Regions from separate parts of the Homo sapiens genome. Here regions 2 and 3 are each linked to region 1. Evidence: chromatin loops called from intact Hi-C (ENCODE). Cell type or tissue: B cell. All regions are shown on one strand. Region 1 has its middle 15 kb from the start of IQSEC1. Region 2 overlaps IQSEC1 (IQ motif and Sec7 domain ArfGEF 1). Region 3 overlaps IQSEC1 (IQ motif and Sec7 domain ArfGEF 1).

The links. Peaks named below come from ENCODE experiments on the same cell type or tissue, not always from the same donor. Only the 100,000 strongest peaks of a DNase experiment are listed, where the experiment ranks them.
Region 2: it touches region 1 in a loop (5-fold over the local background); 4 of 110 quality-filtered maps call a loop at or near these places.
Region 3: it touches region 1 in a loop (8-fold over the local background); 12 of 110 quality-filtered maps call a loop at or near these places.

Annotation. Positions count from the first base shown.
Region 1 is chr3:13,086,680-13,089,179 of GRCh38, reverse strand. It overlaps a transcript of IQSEC1 not described here. Among named protein-coding and RNA genes, the nearest start is that of IQSEC1, 15 kb to the right of the region's middle. RefSeq lists enhancers at 338-837, 1,478-1,537, 1,558-1,647, 1,698-1,757. In B cell, no CTCF peak of the experiment used is centred here; a DNase peak (open chromatin) is centred at 979; H3K4me3 peaks cover 420 bases; H3K27ac peaks cover 2,500 bases.
Region 2 is chr3:12,900,671-12,903,170 of GRCh38, reverse strand. IQSEC1 (IQ motif and Sec7 domain ArfGEF 1) reads left to right here. Exons shown (of 14, transcript NM_001134382.3): 13 at 349-398; 14 at 1,649-2,500. The coding sequence ends at 2,188. All of the region lies in intron 4 of LOC105376956 (a long non-coding RNA gene), which reads right to left. Among named protein-coding and RNA genes, the nearest start is that of LINC02022, 17 kb to the right of the region's middle. In B cell, no CTCF peak of the experiment used is centred here; a DNase peak (open chromatin) is centred at 1,180; H3K27ac peaks cover 1,413 bases.
Region 3 is chr3:13,019,650-13,022,149 of GRCh38, reverse strand. All of the region lies in intron 1 of IQSEC1 (IQ motif and Sec7 domain ArfGEF 1), which reads left to right. Among named protein-coding and RNA genes, the nearest start is that of IQSEC1, 53 kb to the left of the region's middle. RefSeq lists enhancers at 284-363, 614-813, 2,500. In B cell, no CTCF peak of the experiment used is centred here; DNase peaks (open chromatin) are centred at 117, 509 and 939; H3K4me3 peaks cover 2,500 bases; H3K27ac peaks cover 2,500 bases.

The sequences.
Region 1 (2,500 bases):
TGACAAGTGCTAAAGTAAAAGGCCAGGATGGGGTGTGGCAGTGTATTTTGGGGAGGGGCCCAAGGGGGCCTCCTGGCCAATAGGAGAGGAGTGGGCCAGGCCAAGTCAGGGCATATGTCCAGCGGTTACACACCTGTCGTTACAATACTGAAATCTTTTCATGCCCCTGGGTTAAAGCCCACTGTCTGGACCCCCAGAGGGGCTCCCACTGCTGCTGTCTCTGTCCAGCCCTTCTCCTGGCCCTCTTCAGATGTCCCTAGGATCTGCAATAAAGGAGTTAATACTTAGCCTAGCAGGAGGTGTTTTGGAGTGGTGGGGGCCAGTGCCTGTGTTAAATATTTTGAATATCCCCCTGGGCAAAAAGCATGACACATGCAAAGGCCCTGGGGCAGGAGAGCCTGGAGCTGGAGCTGGAGAAACTGCAACAGGCCAGTGTGCCCGAGGCAGAGTTAGGAGGAGGATAAATAAGGCCCAGGGGGTAAAGCAGGGCCTGTGGATCATGGCAAGGATTGGGGTTTTTATTCTGAGTGGGGTGGGGTCCCCGGGAGGGTACTGAGCAGAAGAGGGCCATGGTCTCATGTAGGTTCAGCCAAAGGATTGGTCTGGCTGAGAGCTGAATCAAGGAGGGTAGGGAGGGTACTAAGGCCATTCAGAGGAGCGGGGAGGGCGACAGGAACCAGGGAGGGGTGTGGAGGCTGGGAGGAGTGAGAGTGAGTGGGTGGGGGCCTGGAGAGAGCAGGAGTGGGGAGGAGCAGGCTTCGGGAAGCTGGTGGGCCTCGGCATACTAAGCTTGTGCTCTCATAGATGTGGTGGAGGTATCTGGACCTCAGCCCTGCAGTGAGCAGAGGTCAAGCGAGGGCGTCGTCAGCATGCAGGTGCTGGGTGAGCACATGCACGAATGGCCAGCAGTTCCTCTTCCCCCTCCACTTTCATCTGTTCCTTCGCCACCCACTGCGTTAGCACGCTGCCCTGCTTTAAGCCCTGGGGACTCAGCAGTTACGGGACAGACATGAAACTAATCCAGTGTGAGAAACAGATGGTAAACACACAAAGTGATCAGTGGGTCACAGAACACCAGGCACCAGAGAAGAGAAACAGGGAGGGGCTGTGTTAGACAGGGTGGGGGGACTGTGCTCTAGTGCTGTGGTTTCAATTTGTCCCCCAAAGTTCATGCATTGGGAAGTTAGTCCCCAGGGCAGCAGCGGTGAGGGTTGGGGCCTTGAAGAAGGGGTTGGGCCAGGAGGGGTTCATGTTAACTCAGAAGTGGGGTAGTTGTCCTGGGAGCGGGCCCTGATAAACAGGATAAGTTCGGCCCCCATCCCTCCGTAGTGCTCTTTGGCCCTTCCACCTTCTGCCACGGGAGGATGCAGCAGGGTGGCCCTTGCCAGGTGCAAGCCCCTTGACCTTAGACTTCCCAGCCTCCAGAACTGAGCAATAAGTCTCTGTGAGTAATACATTTATAACTACCCAGTCTCAGATATTCTGTTACAGCAGCACAAAATAGACGAAGACAGCAAGTGATCCTGGTTTTCCGTTTGTGGTAGTGAAAGAAAAACTCCCTTTCAAATGCATTTAACTAAAAATAGTTAAAAGAAAAACATGACTGGGATAGTGGTGCAGAGGCTCTTAGCAAATTGCAAAGTCATCACGGCTGTCAAGGTTTGGGATTGATTCACGGTCTCCTCCCCTGCCAGCCAGGTTTACCAACCCATTTTGCAGATGAGGAGACTGAGGCTGAGAGAAGCGAAGGGGCTTGTCTGCAGACCTCCTGCACACACTCTGGGGCTCTTTCTGCACCGAGAGCCTCTCCTGCACCAAGAGGCAACAATGCAGTTCTCTGAGTTATTCTTTCTTGCTATTTCTCTTCCTTTTGGTGGATGAATTTGGGAGCTCTTTAAAACATCAGGGGAACTTTCTAGATGCAAATATTCCATCCAGCCCATTAACTAAAGTCGCAGCAAATAAACTGTAATCACAAGACCTATTATTAGTGTGGATTTGAAAGTAATTACCCAGTGTAGATTTAGACTGTAGGAAGAATGTTGTCTGGGGTGGGATTTTCACCAAACCTTCAAAGGGTGTGGCATGTGAAATAAGTAGAGCTACAGTGTGGCACCCACGATCCCCTGAACCAGCTGGGGGTGAATGAGGGAGTGTGGCTTGAGGTCATTCATTCGTTTGGTTGGCAAACATTTATTAGCACCTGCTGTGTGCCAGGCCCCATTCAGTGCACTGGGGGATGCCACGATAACCAAGACAGGGGGTGACCCTGCCTTGTGGACAGGATATTTTCTTGAGAGAAGACAGATGTTGAGAAAGAACAATTAAACAGGATGCCTGTAAATGGCCTAGAGGAAGTAAACTGGGTGAGGAGACAGTGCCTGGGGGCTACTTCTTCAAGGGTGCTCAGGAAGGCCTCCCTTGCAGGTGATTGCTAAGCTGAGACCTGAAGAGAGAGCTGTGCAGAGAGCTGAGGGAGGGAACAGCAGATGCAAAGGCC
Region 2 (2,500 bases), 190 kb after region 1:
CACAAGTTGGGGGCGTCAGGCCCACCTGTACACATGCCTCAGCCCCAGGGTCCCTCTCAACAGACTCCTGGTCCAGGAGGAGTACAAAATTGGGGCTGGTTTAAAAAAGAATTTTTTTTTTGCTTTTCGAAAACTTTATTTTTAAAATTCATTCTTGCACTGCTGCTGGCTTCCCCACTGAGCCCCTCCTCCGACCCCTCACACCTGGCTCCTGCGGGCAGGTGGGCCCGGCACCTGTGCCTGCTCCCAGCAGGGGTGCAGGCTCCGTGGCAGCAGCGTGGCACCAGGCAGGCAGCACCCCCAGCCTCATGTCCGCGTCTAACTTCTGGTATTGCATGTTCTGGGCAGGGAAGCGAGGGCGTCGCAGCAGTGCGGGATCGCTAGAGAGCAATGTGGAAGTAAGTAGGAAGCGCCTCTGTCCAGCTGGCTGTCCTGTGTCGCCTTCCCCAGTCCTCAGTTCATATCTGTTGTCCTGGTTTTTTTTTTTTTTTTTTTTTTTTGGTTTTTTTTTTGTTGTTTTTTTTTTTGGCTTTTCCTTCCCCTACTGCACAGAGATGCAGACACCCACTCCCTGCCCCTGCCTGCCTGGAACCCTGTGCATGTCAGCTTCTCCTCTGTGCCTAGAAATATCCATGCCTCTCACCGCTTGTTTTGGACTCAACAGTGGGGGTGGTTCTGGATTTTGTGTTTTGGTTTCTGCTTAACCCCATCACCTGTGGTCCCTGAGCATGGTTGACCATCCCCAGCTTCCGGCACCCCCGCCCGGGCCACCCGGCTCCCACTCACCCTCCACACTTGCTGTTGGATGTTTTTGCTGAACCCTTGACTTCCACGCCCGCCCATCCTCATCGCTTTCTTCTTGGAGTTTGATTGCTGTGTGTCTGCGGCAGGACACCATGGAATTGCTTAGCTTGTGGGAGGAGGAGTGTCTTGAGAGAAAGAGATTCAGTGTGGATTTCATGATATTTCACTCATCCTCCGGCCATCTCTGTATTACTGTTCACATCTCTACCTCAGCTTGCAGATCTTTTTCTGTTACCTTCTTTTTCCTTGTTTGGTTTGTAGTAGGCAGCTGTAGTGAAATGCCTAGGCAGCCCATTCTCCCAGAGGACAAGGTTTCTGAGCCCCACCTGTCCCTGTCACCACCTCCCCCGAGACCTCAGGACCCACATGGGCGGAGCACATGCCCTCAGCCCAGTTGAGCAGTCCCAGGAGAGCTGAGGGCCCTGTTTTCAGCAGGAGCAGGGCTCCTCCTCCAGGCACATCAGCCCCTCTGCACTCGCCACACACAGCGCACAGACACCCCAACCTAGGGGTTCCAATTTGAAATCTCAGGCTGCTGCCAGGGCCAAAGTGCTTGTCAGAATGAGACCAGAAGTCCTACTTCTGCCGTGGTGGTCAGAGAGATGGGCCCCTCCCCTGCCCTCACTCCCCACTTTGGTCAAGGCCAGTAACCCCCAGCTGCCCTGCACTGTAGTGAGAGGAGGCGGGGCCCAGTCCAGCCTCACTGAGCCCCACCCTCTGGCCAGTGAGTTGAACTAAAGCTTAGCAGTCAGTGGGTGAATTTTTACATTTGAAAAAAAAAAATCATTCTGACCTAAGTGCTTGAAGATCTTTTAATTTTGATTTCTATGAATTTCCTTTTTAGGGGTCCATCATTAGCAGTCCTCACATGCGCCGGAGAGCTACATCAACACGAGAGTGTCCATCTCGCCCACACCAGACTATGCCCAACTCATCTTCCCTCCTGGGCTCCTTATTCGGGAGCAAGAGAGGGAAGCCCCCTCCCCAGGCCCACCTGCCCTCAGCCCCAGCCCTGCCACCCCCCCACCCACCGGTGGTCCTGCCTCACTTGCAGCACTCTGTGGCTGGCCACCACCTGGGGCCCCCAGAGGGGCTGCCGCAGGCCGCCATGCACGGGCATCACACCCAGTACTGCCACATGCAGAACCCTCCCCCGTACCACCATCACCACCACCACCACCCACCCCAGCACATCCAGCACGCACACCAGTACCACCACGGCCCCCATGGGGGCCACCCAGCCTACGGGGCCCATGCCCACGGCCACCCGCCGCTGCCCTCGGCCCACGTGGGGCACACAGTGCACCACCATGGGCAGCCCCCTGCCCCGCCGCCCCCCACCAGCAGCAAGGCCAAACCCAGCGGCATCAGCACAATTGTGTAGACAGCCTGGGTAGGGGTCCCAGGCTCCCTGAAACACCTGCACACCACACAGGGCACGCCCGGGGGTCGCCAGCCGCACACCAAACCCGGGGCACTTCTGTTGCCATCTCTCCCCTCTGCCCCTCACGGCCCAACCGGAGCCCCAGGAGCCCACAGGGCTGGTGTTGTGTGGAACAAAGGCCCAGATTTCATTTCTTGTTGGCACCCTGGGCTCTGCTCACCTCAGTCTGAGGGATGGGTGGGCCTCAGACACCATCAGCCTTGAAACGGTGAGCCAGCCAAGTAGTGTTGAACTGCCTCCCCCACTCCAGCT
Region 3 (2,500 bases), 67 kb after region 1:
GGCAGTGGTGGTGGGCCCCTTGGCCACTCGCTCCTCCACCGAGCCAGGCATGAAGGGGTATGGCAGTGCCGTGTGGAGCCTTATGTGGAAGTACTGCATCTCTGTGAGGACACTCAGGTACCGGGACGCGTGCATGGCTGCTCTGCCTGGCTGTCGACTGTTGGGCCGGATGGTTTGCATGGCTGTACAGGGTCCAGGAAGGAGCTGGGATGGAGGGAGCTGGAGCAACTTTCAGTCTCTGGTGGAGCGGGAGGAGGAGAGTGGAACAATGACCAGGGGGTGTGCTGCGATTGGCTGGGATCCAGAGCACACGTTCGGCTGGGATCCAGAGCACACGTTCAGGAAAGGAACGCCAGGGGCAGGTGCAGCATGTGTTACATAACATGCTGGCACAGGGCACAGCTGTGTGACCCTGGCCCTGCCCCACAGCATCTCTGAGCCTGTTACCCACCAGCGAAATGGGGCTCACACGCGTCCCTTCAGCGCTTGGTGTAGTGATTCCTTCGTGTGACCGTAAACGTCAGTCACTGAGTGGCTGAGGGCTCAGCCCGGACTCAGACACCAGGCTGCCCAGGTTTAATGCTGGCTTTGGCATTGTTAGTGGTGTGAAGCGGCTTCACCTCTAGCCAAAGTTTCCCATCTGCAGATCCTTTTAGGATTGTTTTGAGGATTCAGTGAGGTAATACACACTAAGATCAGGGCCCGGTGCGGTGCCAGCATTCAGTCAGTGTTGGATACGATGACCCTTGCCGTTGAGCTTTCTCCCCAGCTGGACAGCTGTGGGGGGTGGTGGGGGTATCTGGAATGGCGCCTGCATGGTGAGAATGAAAGGGTGGAGCAGAGCTCCTTGGCCCCCTGGGGAGGGGACACCATCTGTGATCGCTGCGGCCTCTGCAGCTGCCAGAAGGAGGGAGACCAGGGCGCAGGAAGCCAGGTCCCTTGTGATCTCAGGCAAGGCTGGGGTCTCCCCATCTGTAAAGGGGAACTACACGGGGCCCGAATTTGTATATGGAAGGGCTTAGGGGCAGCCACCTATTTGGAAGATGTGTTTGTACTTGGATGCCGCCTAAGGGCATATTATTTTATTTAAAGGGGTGGATTTGCAACAGGTAAGGGATTGAAAGATTGTCCCTCTTTCTTTCTGCCCTCACTCTCTGGTGTATAAACTTTATAAGCATTCCTTCCTTCCTTCCTTTTTGCCTTCCTTCTATTTCTCCTTCTTTCCTTGTTTCTTTCCTTTCTTCCTTCCTTCCCAAAATACTTGTGACAGCTTACAGAAAATACCTGCAACAAAATAGTTAATAAAAAACATCAGAAGCCAGGCATGGTGGTGCATGTCTCTAGTCCCAGCTACTCGGAAGGCTGAGGCAGGAGGAATGCTTGAGCCCAGTTCAAGGGTAGTGTGTGATGATCATGCCTGTGAATAGCCACTGCACTCCAGCCTGAGCAACACAGTAAGACCTCATCTCTAAAAAAAAGAATCAGGAGTGGAAAAAGCACAATTTAGAATAGGATGTCATGAGCTAGGGTAGAAAAATAGAACAGAACAGAGATATACAGGGTCCTGAGGTTCTTCTGTTGGGGTAAAAATTGCCAAGTTTCCTGGCAGCCAAAGGGAAAGGGGAAACCCAGCCACACAGTTTACTCTCACTGTAATAAGAAACCATAATTACAGTGGCCATAGTTGTCTCTGCTGCTGGGTGAGAGTGCCTGGGGCCCTGGGCCTCAGCCTCAATGGCGGGTCTTGGGCCTGGGCAGGTTTGAGGGAGCAGGGCAGACAGTGAGGGCTAAAGTGTTCTCTTGGGATGAGGATGCCGGCTGGCTGTGGGAAAGGAGAGAGGCAGAGCTCAGCCCTGGAGTGAGTCAGCGGCTGCCTGCCCCTGCCCCTGCCCCTGCCCCAGACCCCGGGATAGACCTCCTGGGTGGGTGACTTGGGAGCTGGGCCAGGCAGCGGGTGAGTCCTGGACTTTGGTGAGCTCTCCGTGTGCTTTTCCTTGTGACCACAGCTGGATTTTCCTGAGTCCCCTTCTGTCCCAAGGTTTCCAGGTATTGGCACTTTGGAAACCTCAGGGCTTGTTGACAGAATGCAGAGGGCTCGGCACTGGGAGGCCCGCTGTGCCCTGTCCAAGGGTGATTCGCTCGCTCCCTCTTGGCTGCCGTTTGCCCACATGGTCTGTAGGAGAAGCAGCACCGCCTCACAGAGCCTGGCAGACTGGCCTCTCTGTGCCTCAGTCTCCTCATTGAATGGCACGGCCACCTGACGGGGCTGTGGGGCGGGGCCTTACGGGAGGCTTTGTGGCTGTCAAGTGGTGATAGACAGGTAGCTTCACAGGGGTGTCACGAGCACTGGCGGGTGGCCTCCTCACCACCAATGAGAGGAGAGTGGTGGGGTGGGTGTGGGCACCATAATTGGCACTGGGTTTGTCCCAAACCCACTCTTAGCACCCATAACTGCCAGGCGCCCCTGTGGTTAACTGGGGAGGATGGGCCTTGGGCTCCA